Regions from separate parts of the Mus musculus genome. Here regions 2 and 3 are each linked to region 1. A link is a loop called in an ENCODE intact Hi-C map of the cell type or tissue named here. Cell type or tissue: gastrocnemius. All regions are shown on one strand.

Region 1 (8,000 bases):
TACCCCTTGACCAGAGTGATGTTCTATTTTTCAAGACCATCACATAGGACCCTCTCAGTAGTTATCAGTCAGAATAAGGGAGATTGCACTGTAGAAACAAACTTCCCACCTGTGCTAAGGCCAGGACAGTGGGAGACAACCAGGCCAAGGCTGGGGGTGGGGGTGGAGTCACTGTCTGGCATTCTGTCAGCATCATGACAGAGAATTTGTGTGGCATGTGATGTCACACTCACAATCCTCCAATTCACCTTTCATTCCCAGTGCAGCTTACAGGTCCATAACTATCACAAAAGAGGTGAGAAAAAAAAAAAACTGTTCACACATGTGGGAACGATGGGAACACAGATACATTCACTGAACAATAACAATCCTATATATATAATATTGACATCTGAAAGGTTGCCAGCACTGATGGGTGATGTTGTGTTCACTCATATTTTTTCACTTGACCATCATAACTGAGCCAAGCTCTGGGGTGAGAAATCTGTCCATAAGAATAAGAGTTGCCCCCTGCCAAACAATTGTGGTTAGTCTAGGTAACATGTCAGACCTATGTCAGAATCTTAGAAATGAGGCACAACACGGGAAGCACCCAAGGTGGTAGAAATAGTGACGGGAGCATAGGGATGCTGCTAACAGAAAGAAGGTAGTACCTGAGCAAACCCTCAGTGAGGAGGCAGCCATGGCAACCCCCACACATGGCGGCCCCTGCAAACAGCCGCCCTGTGAGTGCCAAGTGCGATCCCCCCATCCCCCTGGGACAGCAACATCAGATCAAAGCCCAGCTTCCTGAGTAGTAAGGTCTTTGCCGGTACACAAGATACAGGCAAAAACAGATACACGTCACATCCAACGCCAGCCTAGCTATGGCCCCAAGCCCAGACAGGATCCTGTTGCTCAGATTCAAAGTTTACCTCCTCTGTTTACTTGCTAAATGGCCTTTGGACAATTTTTGAACTGTCCATGCCTGTTTTCTCACAGGGGGAATGGAGGAGGGCAATATTACCTGCCTCAAAGGGTTGGTGCAAGAATGGCATGAGCTGAGACAGTCAGTATAATAAGTGAAAGCCAGCTGGGCAGGCAGCGCTCATGACTAAACTTTCGTTAGCTCCCTCAATCTGGTTATTATTCTGTGCCCTTAGGCATTGGTTAAATCAGTATCTCAATACTCCTTGAAAACCCATTTCATCTGCATAAAAATACTGGATAGCAAGAAGAGGTCTGACATGTCTGTGTGTTTGTCTATGTGCGGGCATATATGTATGTGTGCGTTCATATGGATGTCCATCTGATCACCAGTCTGTATTCCATCTCTGCCTCGTCTCAGGTGAACTTCTTACTAATCCATTTCCATGTGTCTACTGGCCCCTAAGTAGTCTATGAACTTAAAACCATGCTCATATTTTTATTGAATATGCCACAAAATACAAACTATAAGATGAACTACAAGGAAAGAGAAGCCTCCTCTCACTATGCAAGCAAACCTCCCTCTTAAGTAGAGCAAAGCACAGGACCGAAATGCTTCTTTAGGCTGAGGATGTAGCTCAGTGAGCATCCTCAGCCACAGGTGTTTGCCTACCATGAACAAAGGTCTGGGTGCAAATCTCAACACCACAAAAAAAGTCTGCTTCTTTATTTTATTCAACCCAGGGGTTTCTAGATTAAATTCTAGCCGTGATAACTTCAGTTTGCATCTGTTACACTTTGGAAAATCTCCTGCATAAGCAAAAGCTATTTCTCATTCACCCACTTATCCACAGAAATGTGAATAATGCTTGGGATATAATAGGCTTTTTTTTTTTAAGAAAAAAGTCAATACATTGAACTGGATTTGTTATGTAACTTTGGGAAAATATTTCCTTCCCGCTTTTTAAAATGAGTGAACTGGACTGGGAGCTACTGAGTTCCTTTCTGTCCTTGGTTCCCAGCCAATTTTTCATTAGATGTATTATCTCACCTTCTACCAGGTCATTACTTAGCCCTCATTATCTTATTTGAAAGCAAAACAACCAACCCTTACGAGCAGGAAGCGAGAGTATCTGATCAAAGCTGACATTTACTGTACACCAGCCCCTGCTCAGAGTGCCTCCCAAGGCTGCTGCATTGAGTGGCAGCATGCTCGTTAGATAAGCACAGTATTATCATCATTCCCATTTTAACAAAATGACATTGAGGCACAGTGAGACTAAGCTACTGCTTAAGCAACTCTTATTTGACTCTAAACCTCATGCTTTCCTTTTTCCTTCTTCCATTTTCATGTCTGTGTGCGTTTGTCTATATGTGGGCATACATGTGTGTGTCTCGTACACATGGAAGTCCATGACTGACATCCAGAATCATCCTCAATTACTCTTCCATCTTATTCACTGACGCAAGACCTGTTAATCAAACACAGAGCTAGTCGATATGCCTAGTGGGTGAGGCCCAGTATCCAGCTTATTCTGGGATCCCTGTTCTCTTTCCCAAGATGGTGGGCCTCCTTGCCCTCGTAGCATTTGCGTGAGTTGTGGGGAGCTGAACTCGACTTCTCGTGCTTGCATGGCAAGCACTTAAACCATTGAGACATCTCTCAAATCCCTGAACCTCAGAATTTTAACTTTTATGCTACACAGGCTTCAGGGTGACATAGGATGCAAGAAACTAGAAAAAAAATAATAAAAGCTATGGATTCAGAAACTAGCCCACCCTGCTTATGTATGGTTTGAGAAGTCCTGACTATGGTTGATTCAGCACATTAACCAATGTGATATTTCTCCAATCCATTGAGTCTATCCTTTTTTAAGTCTCAGTTTTCCTGAAAGCATGCAGAGAACAATAGCAATATGCCATGCATTTGATTTTACCTGTTAGCATGATAATGGTAACCTACAACATTACCACGAAGCTCTTTCTATTGACTATCAGATGTGATTTTCACACAAGCAGACCAAGGACAAAGAGAAAAAAAATTACTATGTTGATTTAAAATCAAGGCAACTGAGGCCCCAAGAGGTGAATATGTTTGTCTAAGAATTTGAACCAAAAATAAATTGTGGGTCTTGGATCTGAACCTGAAGTATTTGAACCCCAAGAAGATAATACTCGGGGACTCACCATGATCCATGACACTGACTTCCAACGTCAACCCCAGGCTGAGAATAGGAGTGGGCATGAACTAAGGAGGAGAGCCCAAGCAGGAGGAAAACATCCTGTTAGTCAAAAAGAGGGAGTGGGAGCAAGACTGTATTCCTCTGTATAGGTGAGAGCCAGGAAGTGCATGCAGGCTTTAAGATGTTTCATAAAGCTGTTGATTTGCTGATTCTCTGTCTCTAAAGTCCCGCCTCTTCCACTCACTTTCCAGCTCTCATCTTAGCCACTTCCAAATCATAGACCTGGGATGCTTAGTACTTTGCCCACAAACAAATCCCTGAGAGTCTACAGTATGACAAACCACAGTGAGGTGCTAGAGACACTAACAGGAGCAAAACAATATGCACATGTCATGGGAACAAGGCAGGCCTGGGGAAGGTTTGCAGAAATAATTGTAGGAGCTCTCAAGAAGTATTGACATGTACCAGAACAAAGTAACAGGGAACATTTTTTTTTCCAGGACTGGCTACATACGAAGTTCTTTTGGTAAAAATGCTATGCCAATTCTGCCAGTCCTAATGACCTTAGCTCTATCTGTGGGACCCCTTGGTAGAAGAAGAGAAATGATTCATGCAAATTGTCCTAGCTTCTATACATACACCAAAAGATGTGCCCCAACCTTTCCACACACACTAAGTTAAATACATGCATGCATACATACATACATGAGAGGGAAAAAGCATTTTCCAGGAACAGGAAAAGAGTACAGAGGTTTGGGGTGCTTTCCAGCTAAATCAGTGGATGGATACAGGGAAAATTCCAGGAACAGGAACTGGAAAACCAGTCATAACCACATCTAGATGGACCATAAAGGACGAGGGGCATAGTCAGTGTACAGCATTTCCAAAATAGTGGTTGGACTATGTCTCCAGCATCCGGAGTTGCGAACATTAGAGACAGCTTCTACAAGCTAGAGACAATATCAAACTCATCTTCATAGGTCTGATCATCCTATGGTAAATACTTCCAAGAACTCAGAAATGAATTCAAAACTCTCATCAAAGTTACAAAGGAAGACAGACAATTTTTAGAAGATCCTTAGTAAATAATAATAATCAATTTAAGGACTGGGGTACCATGTATGGAGTCAAGGTACCCAGCTGTGTAGGCAGAAGTCTCCATCCCTTGCCTGCAGTCCATGAGGCTGCTGGAATCAGGTCCTCAGTGTGTCTCTATTTGTTGAATACTGTGAGTGTTCACCATTATGGAGTCAGCCTGGCCACATGAAGAAAAGACCTAACACAGTGATAAGAACCGTGCTTCAGAGCCCAGTTCTCTGAGCTCTCCCCTCCACCAGTGGGGAAGCAAATATGCCAGTGCTATGCACAACCTGAGCACAAGGGGGCAGTGTGGGCCCACGATCAAACGCTCAGCCAAGCCACCTAGAACCAGAGGATGGGAACAAATGAGGAAAATAGACCCAGATAGCAAAAACAGGAGAAGAGCTTGCAACGTATTAACAGAAATGTTTGTTGTGTGAGAGGCTGCCCCTAGAGAGTAACCTAATTCATCAATCCAGTCCTCCCAATCTCATAAAAACTGCCTGAACAAGCAACACTCTAAGAAAATTCTTGTTTATATCCTTGGGCTGGCCCTTAAAACACTTAATACCCACCTTCACCTGTACTCACTTACTCTGCTCTCCTTTATGCCTGGGATACTAGGCATCCCTTTTCTCCATGATAGTACTGCCCTACACCTGAAACAGCCTATTTCAGAAAACCTTCAGACACTTCTACCCCCTATCATCTATGCTAATGATCTGCTTATAGGGCCCAAACGCAGCCTCAACAGAATCACTAATCATTTTAAACACAAGTGGACCAAACCTTATAAAGAGTAGGCTTCCTGAAGGCAGACGGAAAGGACAATAAATCCTCTCCAGAGGATTCATAAATACGAAAAACAGAGTTGTCAAAAACAACCATTTAAGAGCTCTGGAAACCAACCAACTATACACAACAAGTAGAATAACTAGTAAAGGTTAGAAAAGAACTGTGTGAGTTTGTGGTGCTTGAGCTTGGGGCTGGGAACTGATTTCATCACCTCCTGGACTCATTCAGCCTGGGCAGGCACGTGGCTCTACCCCAGTGAGAATGCACACGAGTACCAGCAACTTCGCTGCTGAAGGTGACTCAGTTAGCTCAGGGATGGAATTTTTTAGTGCATGCATCTACAGTAACATGAACAACCACAAAGGCATGTAAACACAGGAAAGCAACAGTTCTGCTAACCTGAAATTGCAATGCTGACTGAGGTAAGCGACAGACTGAAGGACTAATCAGGAAGTTAATAAAATCATATTATTACCTATAATAAACCAAGAGATGAAAGTGTCTTAAAGGTGCTTGACAAAACTTTCACATACCCTTGGTAAGCCAGGACACTGAAACACTCACAGAGAAGATACAAGACTTGAAACTGCCTAAATTTGGATAGCAGTCACAGAGCTAAGAGAACTGTGTAGGAGCCTTACTGTCCTGAGATAGGTGGTCACCAAAGAAATGTTCTCCCCACCTACCCTCGTCACGGAGACATCCAGATCTTAACCCTAGCACATGTGACTATGTTGCCATGGCAAAGGGGCTTTGCAGATGTGATTAAAGTTAAGTGCCTTGAAAGGGAGAGGAGATAGTTCATCTAGGCAGGCTTGATCTAATTACACGATTCCCTAAATGAACAGAATGCTTTGAGCTGAGTCAAGGAGAGATGCTAGGAGAAGGATTTGACCTTCTCTGCTGAATGTTAAGTTGGGGGAAGCAGGCCAGTATTATAGAGGGCAAGAGCTCCCATGTAAACTGGAAGATCAAGGACATGAATTCTTACAGTGGGGCCTCCAAAGAACACACCCTTGGTGATGCCATGATTTTAGCCATGTGACCCATACCTTCTAACATATTGTAAATAATACACCTCTGTGCATCTGATAATAAAATGTGGCAGCAGGAAACAACAACACTCATGACCACACACTGGCTGACCACTGAACTTGGAAGAAGTAGAGGAGCCAAGTTTAAATAAAACAAGACATTTAACGACCAGAGAGACATGTCAGCAGCCATATACCACCAGGGAATAGTACCCACAGGCTGAGTCCAGATCAGTGACTAAACAAACAAACAGCAGCAACAAAATTGGATAGAGATCAAAATCTAGCACGTAAGTCACCCAGTACATGACCTAAATCATGCAAGTCTCAACCATAAGAAATTATGAAGCATGAAAAAATAGGAAAGCACAGACTAGACATGGAGCTCAATTAGTACAGTGTGTATCATTCTTGAATACAGTACAGTTTCTAGCACTGTGCAAACCATAAGTCAGACTAGGAGAGGCTTGCCTGTATTATCAGAACTTGGGAGGTGGAAGCAGGAGGTGGAGTTAATATTTGACTTTATAGAGAGTTTGAGGCCATTCTGGGATACAGAAGACCCTGCCTCAAAAGAAAATATATAAGGCTGGAGAGATGGCTCAGCAGTTAAGAGCACTGACTGTTCTTCCAGAGGCCCTGAGTTCAAATTCCCAGCAGCCACAAGTTGTCTCCCCACCATCTGTAATGGAATTTGAAGCCCTCTTCTGGTGTGTGTGAAAACATCTGCAGTATACTCATATACATAAAATAAATAAGTCTTTTTAAAAAGCAAAAAGAAAATACAATATAAAGAAATAAGGAGGTGGAAAGAAGGAAGGAAAAAGAAGAGGTAGGGAAGGAAGAAGGAGAAGGAATGATCTATACCCAGGACAGAAATAATTGCATAGGCAAGACCTCTGACTAGATGCAATTGCTGGATTTAATGGCCAAAGTTATTCAAATAAAGAAGTATATTCAAAGGCCTGCAAGAAACAATGCTAAAGAATTAAGAAAAAAATGATAACAATGACTCAGCAAATTAAGAAGCCCAATAAAGAGCTGAAAATTATTTTTAAGAGCACATAATATTCTGGAGTTTAAAAGTTCAGAGAGTTATGTGATGTTGTATTCATGTCTTACAGTTGCTATACAGTATACATAGAATGGGGCCATACACTGGATGGTTTTAAATTTTAGAAATTTATTGTCTCACCACTCTATATGCTCTTACAATATGAAGGCCATGGGTTCGTAGGTTGGTGCTCTGTCTTAAGGCCACTAAAAGGGAGATTCCTTCCTTGTCTCTTAGCTAATATGGCTACAGGTAATCCTCACAGTACTTGGTAAGTTCATCACCTCCATCCCACATCCTTTTCCCTCACCCTATGTCTTCAGTCATCTTCCCTCTGTGCTCTAGCCAAACTCCCCTCTTCTTATAAAAGCACTGACCATTAGAGTCCAAAATGACCCAGCATGACTTCCTCTTAATTTGCATCAGAAAGCTTTATTTCCAAACACAATCATGTACTTCAAGGAACCGTGTTTATAGCCCAGCAGAGGCATCATGGATCATCTCAACCTTCTGTCAGTCAGCACAGTGATCAAGAGGAACCTCTCCTGCAGCTGCACCATCTCAGAGGCCATATCTGTGGGAAGACAGCAATACAAAAGCCAGCTTAGCCAGTATGGTGTTAGCACCCTGTGAACCCAGCTCCAACACCAACCAACCAGGAGGCCTAGCTAGCAGGATATTCAGGCCGTGAATTACTCTAGTACTAAAGAGCTTCCTCTTAGATACAGCCAGATATTTAGGAGACATTCACCTAAGTCAGCCACTCTTAGGAAAGGGATCAAGGTCAAAGGACAATGAGACCAAGCCCATGATCTTCTGAAAGTCAACAAGAAGCATAAGACCTTATGTCTTGGGACTCCCAGTGAGGCTTGCTGATCTCCCTTCATTACAGCTGAGATGACAGGGAAATGGTTATCCAAGTTTGACTAAAAACTAATTATAAACTTT
Region 2 (8,000 bases), 310 kb before region 1:
ATTCTTCACCAAAATGTTATAAGAACAGCTTCTCAGACACATGCTAAAATTCTTCTCCCCTGAAACCTCTATAGGCAGGCTTCCCCATTTCAAATCACCCTCAGCAACAATCTTCCATATTCCTACTAGGATAGCCCACTAAGCTCCTCTTAAAGCATCCCACTGCACTCCAAATCCAACGTCCCCAAACCCACATTCTTCCAATCAAAAGCATGGTCAGACCTATCACAGCAATGCCCTCCTTTTGGTACCAACTTACTGTCTTAGGGTTTTACTGCTGTGAAGACACAGCATGACCATGGCAACTCTTACAAAGATCAACATTTAATTGGCGCTTGCTTACAAGTTCAAAGGTTTAGTCCATTATCATTATGCCAGGAAGCATGGCAGCATCCAGGCAGACATTTTTCTGGAGGAAATAAAAGTTTTACCTCTTGTTCTGAAAGCAACTAGGAGAAGACTGTCTTCCAGGCAGCTAGGATGAGGGTCTTAAAGCCCACACCCACACTGACACACCTACTCCAACAAGGCCACACTTTCAAAGAATGCCGCTCCCTGGGCCAAGCATACTCAAACCACCAATACCAATGTGTGTGTGTGTGTGTGTGTGTGTGTGTGTGTGTGTGTGTGTGTGTGTGTGTGTGCACATGTTATGTTGTCTTGGTGGAACTGAGCAACAAGAGAGGTTCTAGGAGGTAGGATGGGTCCCAGCCAGGTCTTCAAAATTTGAGGAAATGTTTTCAGGTTTTCTCCAGTGACTATGATACTAAGAGTTTGTCATACAAGGTCTCTGTTATCCTGACATTTAACTACTCCACACCCAACCTGTTGAACATTTGAAATTGTGAAGCAACACTGGATTTCCTCAAATGTCTTTTCTATTTTGCTATATGCAGTTTTGACATTTGCTTCACTGTTGTGGGGAATCATGTCTACTTATTTATTTTGTAGTATTTTCATATCTTATGTCAAAATCTCACTTGACCAAGTGAGTGATTCTTTTTATTTGCTATGGGGCTTGGTTTGCTAGTATTTTGTTGGGAGTTCTTGCCTGTCTTCACCAGTAATATTAGTGAACATTTGAAATTTTGAAATTTGAATTTTTTCAGAATTATGAGTGGTTTTGCTACCATAATTGCTTCGCAACGTGAGATTAAAATTAATCTCTTTCTCTCCTCATCTCCTTGGTTCCTAAGATGTGTAGGGTAAAATCATTTTTATACTCATTTGAAAATGATGTCAGCCCAAATTTATGGTCCTGCCCTGGAATATTTAAAACCCTGCTCTTACAAAGGATACTTTGAACTAAGCTTTATGGTGTGAGCTTTCTAAAAGAACGCATTGTGCTTATGGAGAAAAAAGAAGACTTTGCTAAAAAAATATTATCAGACTTCTAGATATTATAAATGCTCTTAATTTCTGGTCAGAAGCTTGAAGAAGCTATTATGAAAGATCAGAGACAAATAATCTGAATGAGAAGTGTGTGACTAGAACTATATAGGCACATATACTTTTCAATTTCAAATCAATGTCAATCCATATCACTCTTAGCAGAAATCATGGGATGGGGTTGACAGGATGACTTAAGCAGGTGACAGCAACTGGCTTCTGCCCTCAGCCTCCTCAATGCTATCACAATGACTCTATTATCGGGGTAACTGTAGATGCAGGGTGAGGCTTCATATAAACATATGCTCCGGTGCTCATTCTCTTCAAGGCAAATCAATTTTCTGAGACTGATGACACTAAACAGCTATTTTGTCAATAAAAGAGTGATCCAGGCACAATGGTAAGGCCTTATCCTATGAGAAAACTAACCATGCGCATGGTGTTAGGTTTATTTATTTCATTTGCCACCACACATAATAGGAAAACAACCATTTTATTTTATTGGCATTAACACAAATGCCAGGCCTGGTTCATACTCTCCCAGCCTTCAGCTGTCATTAAATCTGAAACCTCACAAAGTATGTAAAGTATCATCATAGTATTCCACCTAAAAACAACCTCAGACCAGAGACAAGAAGATAACAGCAAGGGGATTAGTGTAAACAGCCTAGAAAGTGAAATATCTACAGCACAAACATAAAGATCTGAGTTCAGAACCCCAATATCCAGGTAAAAAGGCACTCAGAGTGGCATGCACCTATAACCCTAACACTGTGGAGGGGAAGACAGCTATATCCCTCCAGCTCGCTAGCCAGTCTGTCTAGCTTTGGTGTTAGTGAAAGACATTTTCTCAAAACACAGTGAAGCAAGGTTGGAGACACCCAGTGCACTTGCTCATGTGCATGTGCACATGAACGAGTGCACACACGCACACGCGCACACAACACACACACACACAAAAGAGAAACAGATACATGAGCAGGAACCTAATACACTCTGATTCAGGACACATGTACAGAAGCCACTGGCAAACTAAATGCTAAAATGGCTCATAAATAGCATTAGTGTCATTATTTGGGATAACAGAATGATTAGGACAGTTTCCCACGGTGAAACTGTCACTATGTTGGCTTGATATCCAGAGATGGAAATAGAAGTAACCTGTCTCACAATTACTTGAAATGTCTACATGAAACTGAAGAAGAACGAAGACCAAAGTGTGGACACTTTGCCCCTTCTTAGAATTGGAAACAATCACCCATGGAAGGAGTTACAGAGACAAAGTTTGGAGCTGAGACAAAAGGATGGACCATCTAGAGACTGCCATATCCAGGGATCCATCCCATAACTAGCCTCCAAACGATGACACCATTGCATACACTAGCAAGCGTTGGCTGAAAGGACCCTGATATAGCTGTCTCTTGTGAGACTAGGCCGGGGCCTAGCAAACACAGAAGTGGATGCTCACAGTCAGCTATTGGATGGATCACAGGGCCCCCAATGGAGGAGCCAGAGAAAGTACCCAAGGAGCTAAAGAGATCTGCAACCCTGTAGGTGGAACAACATTATGAACTAACCAGTACCCCGGAGCTCTTGACTCTAGCAGCATATGTATCAAAAGATGGCCTAGTCAGCCATCACTGGAAAGAGAGGCCCATTGGACTTGCAAACTTTATATGCCCCAGTACAGGGGAATGCCAGGGCCAAAAAAATGGGAATGGGTGGGTAGGGAAGTGGGGCGGAGGGTATGGGGGACTTTTGGGATAGCACTCTAAATGTAATTGAGGAAAATACGTAATAATAAAAAATATTTAAAAAAAAAAGAGGGGATAGTTCCAGTCCCTTCGAATTTAGATGGATGAATCTTGCATTTTCTGCTTAACAGTTATCACTGGCACCTCCGTGGAAGTCCTAGAGTGTCCAGTAGTTAACAATCCCCAAGTGCTTCCATAAGGGAATGACTGATGAGACCTGATGTACATTCATCCCAACCCTCCTTTTTCAATAGGTTTATTCCGAGATGTTTCAAGCTGTCAACAGACACTAAACCTCAGTTACGTGGTAGCAGTTACTTTTATTAATCACCTTTCCCATTTGTCATTTCCTCAGTACTGTGCCTCCGTTTACCTCCTGAGCACATTATTCAAAGGAATCATCATCTCAGGCTCTAAGAAATGCAAACTGGGAATCCCACCTTTGCAGCAGCCTTTGAAAGCTTGCTATGTAATTACAACTAATGACCAGAAGGTGGCAACGCATCCACACACAAAGAGATCTCAATGGCCTGCCTGCTTCAAATCACAGCGGAAACATGAAATTCAATCACCAATATTCAGACCATGACACAGATCTCTTTTTCCTAACTATAAATACCCTGATTATGAATTTTACTAATATCTTTAAAATAAGATTTCTAAAATGTTGAAATTTTATATCCATAATAACAACAAACTCATTGTTCGTTGGTTTGCAGAGATATCATCTCATGATAATATTTGCACATAAAAATATTATCATAAAATATTATCTCAGCACCCATGAATCCAATTTCTCACAAGAAGCTAGAGTATGTTTCTGAAACTCTAGTTAGGCCCTAGACTATAGTTCTCCAAACTAAATATTTTTGTGAGATCCTTTAGTCACCATTTAATTTCTGTTTATGTTACCTATAGGTCATGAGACTTACCTTTCCATGATCAAGCTGCTACCTCAGACGACACTCAGCTGATTTGCATTAGATATTTTATTTGTTTCCTCTGCAAAAAATGCAAATACCCACCTACTTCACAGTCTGCATGAAGCAATTTTTGTGTAATCTCTCTCCAACTCGTAAGAACAGTCAGATGATATCAGAATGAATGTCAAGGTCAGTTTGTGAAGTATAGTCCAAAAGGAAGTAAACTTGGTCTAATATTGCTCTGTGCCAAATAAAATGTCAACTAAAAATGTCACACATTTTTTTCCCAATCAAATGTGACATATGGATCCTTATGCCACAACTCTCTTTCCTTTTGTCAAGAGAAGGAAAAGTGGTTAATCTGAACAAGTTCACAGAAATCCTGTCCCTTCCTAGTCAGGTATCTTCAGTTGATTGACTTATTCATAGACATAGAAGACATTTAACAAGAGAGCAGGCCACGGTTAATAGAATCTAACTTCTCACTTTTACAAACAAGGAAGTGAACTTTTCATATACTTCTCCCAACCCATGATCACGTGGCTGTTTGGTGGCAGAGTTCCCGGTTGTCACAGTGAACTAAATATAAATTATATAAGATGTACTTGCTCATAAAGTGGATCCCAACTTATATTAGATAAGTGTGCACGATTCTTAACAGGTTCTAACATCATCAGCTAATGGTCACAAAGGTCCATAGATACTGTTTGAAGTTACTGTGAAATTATCCAGGCCTCCTCCTTTAACTTCTGTGTGACTCACCTGCTGTCTGTCAGTTTCTGACATTGTGTTTAAAATAACATTGCTTACCGTGGGATTTTATCCACTTGTTACATTTCGAATGTGAATGTGTCTGTGAGATATTTTACCAATCACTCAATTTTTAAGTAGCTCTTTAAAGCAAAAGTATGTTTTATGTCAAGAGATATTTATAATCGGTTAGTTTTCTGGTTTCTTTTATGATGTGATTAATGAATGTTAATCTTTTATGATGTGATTAATGAATGCTCTTGTGGAAGAATTTCTGGAAGGGGGACCAGTCCAGCTGTTTCTATATGTTTCACAAAATATCAAACAACAGGATGTGATGTATCATAGCATATTTGTAAATGGTAGGATGGGTAAATGGTTCAGTGGCTAAAAGCAAGGAACTGAATTCAGGGCCCCCATATCTATGTAAAAAAGCAAAATTCGAGCAATTCCAGGTGTGAGAAGACTCAGGATGATCCCTGCAGTCACTAGCGGGGCAGTGTAGGCAAAACACTGAGCTCCCGGTTCAGTGAGAGACACTGGGTCAAAACACAAGGCAAACAAACAAACAGACAAACACCAAAAAATAGAAAGTGGCGAGGCAAGACATCCAACTGTGACCTCAGCATCACACACACACACATACACACACACACACACACACACACACACAGAGAGAGAGAGAGAGAGAGAGAGAGAAATAAGCTTGCTGTGAGTATTTGTATGTTTATACATACAGCTAGTCCTTCCCCCAAATTCAAGGAGGACAATTAAAGAGTAAGCAGTTAAAGGAATCATGGGGAAAATATGTTCATCTCCTACCTTTCCCCTATTTCAGTGTTGCTCTTTTAGCCCTATGGAGGGATCAGAAGGTTTCTGAGTTCTTCTTGGCTACTCCGGTCCTTAGCTGATATTAATACCCACCCTTACCATTGAGGCTGGATTTGAGAGTGATAAACACTGGCACATCACACTGAAGTTGACTACTATTGTCTCTCCCAGTTATGTTTTTCTCTTGGGCACTAGGAGGAGAATTATCTCCCAGTCCTTCACCAATAGCCTACTTTGATTCTTAACCGTAGTTAAGACTGAATACTACGACCCTTAGCTACTAAGGTAGACTGTAAAGCTTTCAGGACAGCACTATAATTTGGAAATGTAATTGAGGAAAATACATAATAAAAAATTACCCAACATAAATAAAAAAGAACTTCAAGTCTCTAAAGAAAGAAATTAAAGAAGATCTCAGAAGATGGAAAGATCCCCCATGCTCATGGATTGGCAGGATCAATATAATAAAAATGGCTATCTTGCCAAAAGCAATCTACAGACTCAATGCAATCCCCTCAAAATTCCAACTCAATTCTTCAATGAATTAGAAAGGCCAATCTCCAGATTCATCTGGAATAACAAAACACCTAGGATAGCAAAAACTCTTCTCAAGGATAAAAGAACCTCTGGTGGAATCACCATGCCCAACCTAAAGCTGTACTACAGAGCAATTGTGATAAAAATTTCATGGTATTGGTATAGCAACAGAGAAGTAGACCAATGGAATAGAATTGAAGACCCAGAGATGAACCCACACACCTATGGTCACTTGATCTTTGACAAAAGAGCTAAAATCATCCAGTGGAAAAAAGACAGGAAAAAGACACCGTCAATAAGACTAAAAGGCCACCAACAGATTGGGAAAGGATCTTTACCTATCCTAAATCAGATAGAGAACTAATATCCAATATATATAAAGAACTCAAGAAGGTGGACTCCAGAAAATCAAATAACCCCATTAAAAAATGGGATTCAGATACAAACGCTGAAACCATTGCATACACTAGCAAGATTTTATCGAAAGGACCCAGATGTAGCTGTCTCTTGTGAGACTATGCCGGGGCCTAGCAAACACAGAAGTGGATGCTCACAGTCAGCTAATGGATGGATCACAGGGCTCCCAATGGAGGAGCTAGAGAAAGTACCCAAGGAGCTAAAGGGATCTGCAACCCTATAGGTGGAACAACATTATGAACTAACCAGTACCCCGGAGCTCTTGACTCTAGCTGCATATGTATCAAAAGATGGTCTAGTCGGCCATCACTGGAAAGAGAGGCCCATTGGACACGCAAACTTTATATGCCCCAGTACAGGGGAACGCCAGGGCCAAAAAGGGGGAGTGGTGGGTAGGGGAGTGGGGGTGGGTGGGTATGGGGGACTTTTGGTATAGCATTGGAAATGTAAATGAGCTAAATACCTAATAAAAAATTAAAAAAAAATGGGGCTCAGACCTAAACAAAGAATTCTCAACTGAGGAATACTGAATGGCCGAGAAGCACCTGAAAAAATGTTCAACATCCTTATGCAAATTAAAACAACCCTGAGATTCCACCTCACAACCGTCAGAATGGCTAAGATCAAAAATTCAGGTGACAGCAGATGCTGGCGAGGATGTGGAGGAAGAGGAACACTCCTCCATTGTTGGTGGGATTGCAGGCTTGTACAACCACTCTGGAAATCAGTCTGGCGGTTCCTCAGAAAATTGGATATAGTACTACCGGAGGATCCAGCAATACCTCTCCTGGGCATATATCCAGAAGATGCCCCAACTGGTAAGAAGGACACATGCTCCACTATGTTCATAGCAGCCTTATTTATAATAGCCAGAAGCTGGAAAGAACCCAGATGCCCCTCAACAGAGGAATGGATACAGAAAATGTGGTACATCTACACAATGGAGTACTACTCAGCTATTAAAAAGAATGAATTTATGAAATTCCTAGCCAAATGGATGGACCTGGAGGGCATCATCCTGAGTGAGGTAACACATTCACAAAGGAACTCACACAATATGTACTCACTGATAAGTGGATATTAGCCCAAAATCTAGGATACCCAAGATATAAGATACAATTTCCTAAACACATGAAACTCAAGAAAAATGAAGACTGAAGTGTGGACACTATGCCCCTCCTTAGAAGTGGGAACAAAACACCCTTGGAAGGAGTTACAGAGACAAAGTTTGGAGCTGAGATGAAAGGATGGACCATGTAGAGACTGCCATATCCAGGGATCCACCCCATAATCAGCATCCAAACGCTGACACCATTGCATACAGTAGCAAGATTTTATCGAAAGGACCCAGATGTAGCTGTCTCCTGTGAGACTATGCCGGGGCCTAGCAAACACAGAA
Region 3 (8,000 bases), 290 kb after region 1:
CTGTCTACCTCTGCCTCCCGAGTGCTAGGATTAAATATGTGTACCACCACACCTGGTTTTGCTCTAATGATCTTTAAACGCTATCGTGCCCAGGCACTACCAATGCCCTGCCCACCAATGCACAGACAACTATTAGTAGGCTTTCTGCCTCCATGGATTTGCATATTCAGGACATTAATATGCAAATGTGGATCAATTATATTACTCATAGTCTCTCTCATGGGCTTTCTCACGATTAGCATAATCTTTCAAGTTCCTCCACATTATGGAATGTTATTATTTTGTTGGTTTTTATTACCAAGTAATATTCCATTTTATGAGTATGTTTTGATTGCCCACTCCCCATTGATAGACCTTAGATGTCTTTAGAGCTTTAGCATGTTGTCTGTAACATTAGCTGTGCTTGTCAGGAGCTTCTATGGGCCATGTATTTGACCTAATTCTTATCCCTAGCAACAACCCAGGGAGACAAGTCTCTTTCTCCCATATTAACAACGAAAGACATGAGATGTGGGAGTGAAGTTGCCATCCAAGGCCATACAGACAAGTGACAGAGCTGAAGTTCCCAGTGCACCCCATTTCACCTTAAACCTTCCTACCTGCTATTCCTCTTTCCTTCCAATTGGCAATGAGGCTGGAACAAGGGAAAATCATTCATCCAATGGCCATTCGCTCTACATGCTGACTGGTTTTACATTGGCTTGACACAGTCTAACCAACTGAAGGGAGGGAATCTCAAATTCTTCCATAAGATCCAGGTAAAGGGCATTTTCTTCGTTAGTGATTGATGGAAGAGAGCCTCCTTGCCTATTGTGGGTGGTGCCACCCCTGGGCTGGTGGTCCTTGGTTCTATAAGAAAGGAGGCTGAGCAAGCCGTGAAGAGCAAGCCAGTAAGTAACATCCCTCCATGGCCTCTGCATCAGCTTCTGCCTCCAGATTCCTGCCCCATTTGAGTTCCTGTCCTTCAATGATGGGCTATTATGTAGAAATGTGAGCCAAATAGATCCTTTTCTCTTCAACTTGCTTTTGGTCACAGTGTTTCATCATAGCAACGGTAACTAACCCTAAGGAAGATGCTCTATAATCTTTAACTAACAGTCTGTACACAGCAAGCCAAAGTTTTGTTGCCCAAGTCAAGCAGTCTGATGTTGGTCACCAAGGAAGGTGTGACCAAGTGTTACGACTCCCTGCTGCTGGAAAGCCCAAGGAAGAATTTTCTTTTAGTTTGAACACAGTGGGTTACCAAGCAGAGAAAATTGACTGCCTACACAGAGAAATCAGCAAACAAAGGCAGAGACCAGGGCCCTTGGTCCACAGAATGGGCTGTGCTTCCCTAAGGATGGAAGGGGAGGAGGCAAGATTGAGGGGTCATATTGCAAGGAGCCTTGAAGGACAGGCTGAAGCCTGTAGGTCACAATCCTTTTGGGGTCACATATCAGATATCCTGCATACCAGATATCTACATTATAATCCACAACAGTAGTGAAATTATATTTATGAAGTAGCAAAAGAATAATTGTAAGGTAGGGGGTCACCACAACATGAGGAACTATATTAAGGAGTCACAGCATATAGGAAGGTTGAAAGCCACTCCTCTAGATGCTTCTGAGAAGAGTAACAAGGCCAAAACCATGCCTTTGAACTCTGGTATCCATCTTCAGATCCAGGTACCTAGACTCCTTTGGACAATTCTTTCAGCACCCCACCGGAAGAAAGAAAAGCCATGTGTCTGTTCATCCCGACCTACATCCCCAGCACCCAAGACAGCGCCTGATGCCTTGTAAAGGTACAGCAAACCGTTGCTGAGTGGCTAGATGGAGAGATAAATAAATCTATCAGCTGACCCTCTCTTCCCGTTACCTTTTTACAGCTTCCCTTTTTTGCTGGGTAGAATAAATTAAAAAATTAAAAAAAAAAAAAAAAAAACAGGAATGTTCTGGACTTTCCAATCTTGCCCACCTCCATCTCCCGACTTGCTCTTCTCACATCTGGTCCTGGGTTAATAAAGAAGTGGTACTCACACACACACACCTATCTTTCTTCTCGAGGTCACCCTCGGGGTCAGGAGTGAAACTATCTCTTGCAAGTGAGAGATCTATGACTCGGTAGTTATGGGGCTTTCCCAGGAGCTGCTGATGGAACGGAGACTTATATTCGGACCATCTGGATACAACTAGTGCCATGAGTCAGGCAAACAGGGTATTGACTGAGGTTGAAGGGTATAGAAAGGGGAGGGACTCAGAGTTCACATCCAAGGACCCAGAAGCTTGACCCACCCCTGTGCCCCCATTCTGTGTCAGGCTGCCATGCTACAATGTACAGCCAGATCCCTCCACCTCCACCTTGCACCCAGTCCCCACGAGGACACTTGTGCACTTGTACAAGCACATGCTCATACAAACACAAAGAGGTAGAAGCAGTAGTTGCCTTAAACATAGAGGCTTTATTATTGTATAAAAGTATTCCCTAGAGAAATTATATTTGTTTAATGTGTATGGATGTTTTGTCTGCATATATGTCTGTGCACAAGCATGCAGTATCCATGGAGGGACTGCAGTTACAGTTTGTGAGCCACTATGTGGGTGCTAAAAATCAAACCAGGTCCTCTGGAAGAGCAGCCAGTGCTCTTAAGAGTTAAGCCATCTCTCCAACCCCAAGCTAATTATATATAAAAGCTGCCCTAAGTCAATGAATAGCCCTTTTCCTGAAGAGGAGACATTGCTCACAGGCAAGATACAAAGTGTTGTCCAAAATCTTTCTGGCTAGCCAGTCAGTTGGATCCCAAGTCCTTTGGGGTAGCATGACTCTGTGACATATCTCCCTGTCCCTTGCAATGAGCTCTGCTGTGGCCCTGTGCAGGGAGTAACTAAAAACTCATCTAAATCTTTGCTTTGGGTTGGTGTGAAGGCTGCTTGGCCACTGAAATTTCCACTCATCTTGGAAATCAAAAGTCCTAGGTGACATTTGAGTGCCTTGTTTTTTGTTTCTGTTTTTTTGGTTTTTGTTGGTTTGTTTCTTGTGGTGGCAGTGGTTTAAGAAAAACTATGACTGCCGATTACAGTTCTCCTGGGGAGGCAGTCTTTGTAGATACTGGATCATCAAAGTCGAGTAATGAACAGAAAAGGCATCATCGAGGCTAGAGAGTGGACTAGGCATCCACAGACGATTTTGTCTTCTCAGCACGGCACTCACGGTACACCAGGAAGGGATGGACCAATGTCAGGAAAATGGCAAGCCCCATCGATACCTGGGGAAACAGGAAAGAGGGGCCACTCCAGCAACTCTGAGTTACTCCCATCACCAACAGAAGGACCAAAGTCCTACTTGGTCTATGGCCTATTTTCTACCTAGACATTAAGGTGACCTGAAGGACTTTAGGTTTATTTTCATGGCTTCTTTCTTTCTTTCTTTCTTTCTTTCTTTCTTTCTTTCTTTCTTTCTTAAGACAGGCTCAGGCTGACCTTGAAAGTCTAATCCATCTCCCAAGTACAGGAATTATAGGATGTACCACCATGCATGACTTAGTCAGTGCTCACGATTGAACTCAGGGTCCTGTGCATGCTAAGCAAGCCCTCTACCAATAAGCCACATGCCAGCCTCTATTAAACCCATTTCAAGGGTGAGGAAGCAATGGCCTAGAGGGCACTAGTGAGCTTTCCCAGGTCCCGTGTGAAGCTGGAGAGGCATCAGTTAGACTACATCTAGATGTTGAGTTAGGGCTCCTGATGCCCTAAGCATAGTCTTGTTTCTTCTAGTGACAGACTTATATACTTACTCTATGCTTTGAGCTTTAAAAGAATTACTACATTTATTTGTGTGTGTGTGTGTGTGTGTGTGTGTGTGTGTGTATGTACATCTGTGTTTGTGTATCTGTGTGTATGTATCTATGTGTGTATGTGTGTGTGTGTGTGTGTGTGTGTGTGTGTGTGTGTGTGTTCAAGTGTCATGGAGCACATGCGGAGGTCAGAGGACAACTTGTAACAGTTAAGTCTTTCCTTCCACCATGGGTCCTAGGACCCTAGCAAGCGCCCTTACCCACTGAGCCATCTCTCCACCCTGACGATCTCTTTTTAATGAGGCAGGCAGGTTCATCAGTAATCAGAACACTGACTCCCGCGTGCAGAGACCTCGGACAAATGTCGTATATGCCACAGTCTCAGGTAGAAGTCAGGGTTAGCCTACAGGTAGAAAACTCTTTGGCTTTGAAATTCTGAGAGGATTTTGCATCCTATTCTGGAGTAACACATATTTGTCCATACTCACAAACTCTTCTCTCCAGGCTTTCTGAGACGTGGTAGCGTGTCAATCCTGCGACCTTAGGAAGCCCCAGCTTGAGCCAGGTCTCTGCCTGTGACCCTAGTTTGAGAAGTGAAACCCTAAATAGTTCCTTTTTGCACTACTGAAGCCTCTAACACATCCAGGCCTCCTGAGCCAGCTTAGAGCGCCCCCTGCTGGGGCCCTGTGCAATAGGTCCAGCCTGGGTAACCTTTCTAGTCAAGGGGCCTACACACAGGCTGGCCAGAAATGGACCCTGCATGGTACTCACATACACAGCGTTGCTCTCAGGGGAGACTTTGAACAGGGGGAACTGTAGCAGAGACACAATAGCTGACAAGGCCATCACCAGCCCAAAGAGCTTTCCAAAATGCTCTGAGGGAAATCTAGGTAGAGAAAGGTTGCAGTGAATTTTACAGATTCCCCCCCCACACACACACACAACTTCTCCCACTCCAAGCAGGGGCCTGATGCTTGAGAACATTTGTCAGCCGACTCCCCTGTCCTAGACCTGCCCTTCACCCATCCATGCAAGCCCTTTCTTCTCCCACTCTATTCAGTTCTAACCCCAAGACACAGAGCAAGTAGTAACTTGAGCCCTACGGGAACAGAAGGGACTCAGGCCCAGGCTAAGCTAAGGCTAAGAAGGTCTTAGGGAAAAGACAGATGCTGGCATTATCAAAAGAAGCAAGAATGGAGTGCCAAGGACACAAAGATGGGAAAATACCTTTCTACCTCTTCTCTGGGAGAGTTAAAACAGAGGTGGGTAGTGGAGGGAAATAAGAGTTCACCGAGTAGACAGAGATTCTCCCTGGACACAGAGACTCTGCTGTGTGAATGTTCCATCCTTCCCACCTGTATCCATATCCAGCCTCGACTCCTTCTACACACACCCTCACCTCCATGTTAATGCTCCCTCCTTCCCACCTGTATCCATACTCAGCCACGGTCCCTTCTAAACGCACCCTCACCTTCAGGCCCACCCCACCCCACAATTTCTTCATGGCCAGCCAACTCTCCTTCTCCCTAAGCTCACTTACGCCAGCGTGAGGAAGGCAGCATTGCATCCATACAGGAAGGAGCGGCTGACCACTTGCAGGATGAAGGTGGCGTACTGTAGCTGCATGACAGGAATGGAGGCACACAGGGCAAAGCCCAGGGACAGCAGAGACGTCAGAGCCAGTGAAGGCACCATGGAGCAGAGAGCCACAGCCTCAGACGAGGAACCTGGTTCAAAAGGAAATAGGGGTGCCTGTAATTGTACCCAAAGGAGAGCAGGAAACTCCAAGAAAGACCAGAATGAACCAAAGAGAACCAGGTCATATCTCAACACCAACTCCTCAGAGTTAATAACTGTCCTCCTACATGTCAGTCAGATGTGTCTGATCGTCTCAGTTCCACAGGGCTTCCTAACTCACTCAGAGTTACAGTGGCCTGTGAACAGGCTCCACGCCCACCGTTGCCCCCTGCAACCCAGAACCAGGGATGATGATGGTGTTGATAATGATTGTTTATACAGAACTGGTAATAGCAAGGGACTAAAGCAACCCAAACTGTCGCCAACAGAGGCACATGGCACCAAGTACAAGCCAGCCACATAGGAGAGAGCTGGGCAGCAGTCATTGGGGTGAGGAGGGTCCCAGAATAAAGAGAGGGTCATAGAAAAGACAACTGCACAACCGTGTGAATGAAGCTCTGCATTTGATCTAAGCAAGGGGCACATATATATGTTTACATAGGTGATTGCTGTATTTTAAAGACCATAAAGAAAGGAGGAAAGAAAGGAAAGCAACTAGCAGAGGAGGAACTGTACGTCACCCTGTTTTGGTTTTCAGGAAATGTAACTGCTTAACCTGTGAGTGTTTTCAACAAAATTCAAAGAGGAAACAAGCAAGCGAAGCAATCCCAAAATATCAGAAACAAACAAACAAACAAAAAAACGAGACCAATGAACATAACTGTGTCTAGTTGGACTCATGTGCATGTGGGCAGCATGTGCACATATATGTGAGTATGCACGTGAGGTCACTGAAGTATAAGAAAGGAGATGGTGGGAGTGCAGAAATAACCCCTATGCGAGAGGGTGACATGCAGGCAGGAAGGGAGACTATCTGGGGAGGATGAAGACCAGCAGGAGGTTGGCAGTGGGCGCAGGGGGGCAGCAGGAGAGAGAGATGAATAAGAATGGTACATACTGAACACACACAATGCCATTGTATATGTATACAATGCCATTGTCATAAATATTGAAAATAAGAAATGTCGTAATGAAGTCCACCACCCACCATGAGAACTTTAAAAATTAATTTAAAAAAGGATCAGCATACAAGGAGAGAGGACACCTGTCTTAGTCAGGGTTTCTATTCCTGCACAAACATCATGACCAAGAAGCAGTTGGGGAGGAAAGGGTTTATTCGGCTTACACTTCCATACTGCTGTTCATCACCAAGGAAGTCAGGACTGGAACTCAAGCAGGTCAGGGAGCAGGAGCTGATGCAGAAGCCATGGAGGGATGCTTCTTACTGGCTTGCTTCCCCTGGCTTGCTCAGCCTGCTCTCTTATAGAACCAAGACTACCAGCCCAGAGATGATACCACTCACAAGGGGCCTTTCCCCCTTGATCACTAATTGAGAAAATGCCTTACAGCTGGATCTAATGGAGGCATTTCCTCAACTGAAGCTCCTTTCTCAGTGATAACTCCAGCCTGTGTCAAGTTGACACAAAACTAGCCAGTGCAACACCTAACCTGAAGATTCTAAATATTGTTTCCCACTAGATAGCCAATACTGGTTGGAGAAATGGCCAATTTCAAGTGTGGTCCAGGAGACATGTCCAGTTAGACAGACCCAAACCTTTCACAGCACTAGACAGCAAGGGCACTGACTAAAGTTGAGCCGTGCCTAAGGGTCCCATATTTTAGACTGGTAAAGTTTCTAGTGGCCAAAGATGGGTCGATGCAAGCCTGAAGAAGAATGGTGAGGGCCAGTGAGATGGCTCAGCAGGTAAAGGTGCCGGTCACCACCCCGGCAACCCATGTTCCATTGCTGGGATCCACACAGTAGGAGAAAACTGAGCCCCGCAAGTTATCCTCTGAACTTTGCCAGCACACCCCAACATGCACCCACTCACCCTCGCAGTAGCATATGCCTTATATGCCTTTAACCTCAGCACTGAGCAAACAGAACTCAAAGTTCTGTTCAAAGTGAGTTCAAAGCCAGCCGGATCATAATGAGTTCTAGGTCAGCTAGGGATATATAGTGAGAGCCAATTTAAACACACACACACACACACACACACACACAGTGGAGACCAGATTGCAGTTGAGAGGAAGAACATTTGCAGAGTACACGAGAGCCCTGAGCCCCATCTCCAGCCCCCAGCACTGAAGAGGAAGGCAGAGCAGGATGCGAGCACGTCAGATAGATTGTAGGGCTTAAATGTGTTTTCAAACAATCTCCCTCAAAAAGAAGGGGAGGGGAGGGGAGGGCAGGGCAGGGGAGGAGAGGGAAGGGCAGGGGAGGGGAGGGCAGGGGAGGGGAGGGGAGGGAAGGATCAAGTAAGATCCTCACGGTATACACGTATGAAATTCTCAAAGGCAAAGTGTTTGGTTTTTTTTAAATAAAACCCATAAAGTTATAAAAACTCAGACACAAAACGAGACCATTGAGCTTCAGTGTGTACACAGCTGGACTCTAAAGACAGCAATCCCACTTGTCTCTGGTGGG

Evidence for each region. A loop is a pair of places that touch in the nucleus more often than their neighbours do. Peaks named below come from ENCODE experiments on the same cell type or tissue, not always from the same donor. Only the 100,000 strongest peaks of a DNase experiment are listed, where the experiment ranks them.
Region 2: a loop joins it to region 1, with 13 times the contacts of the local background. A loop is called at or near these places in 18 of 42 quality-filtered maps.
Region 3: it touches region 1 in a loop (5-fold over the local background); 3 of 42 quality-filtered maps call a loop at or near these places.

Annotation. Positions count from the first base shown.
Region 1 is chr2:85,243,143-85,251,142 of GRCm38, reverse strand. It overlaps Gm13715 (a long non-coding RNA gene), which reads right to left. Exons shown (of 5, transcript XR_374759.2): 5 at 7,465-7,626. Among named protein-coding and RNA genes, the nearest start is that of Gm13715, 39 kb to the right of the region's middle. In gastrocnemius, a CTCF peak has its summit at 4,457 (motif pointing right); DNase peaks (open chromatin) are centred at 724 and 4,464; H3K27ac peaks cover 2,311 bases.
Region 2 is chr2:85,557,021-85,565,020 of GRCm38, reverse strand. No RefSeq gene overlaps it. Among named protein-coding and RNA genes, the nearest start is that of Olfr996, 18 kb to the left of the region's middle. In gastrocnemius, a CTCF peak has its summit at 3,635 (motif pointing right); a DNase peak (open chromatin) is centred at 3,634.
Region 3 is chr2:84,952,933-84,960,932 of GRCm38, reverse strand. Slc43a3 (solute carrier family 43, member 3) reads right to left here. Exons shown (of 13, transcript NM_021398.3): 11 at 5,316-5,502; 12 at 4,547-4,661; 13 at 2,424-3,247. The coding sequence ends at 3,149. Among named protein-coding and RNA genes, the nearest start is that of Slc43a3, 20 kb to the right of the region's middle. In gastrocnemius, a CTCF peak has its summit at 4,458 (motif pointing left); a DNase peak (open chromatin) is centred at 4,444; H3K27ac peaks cover 347 bases.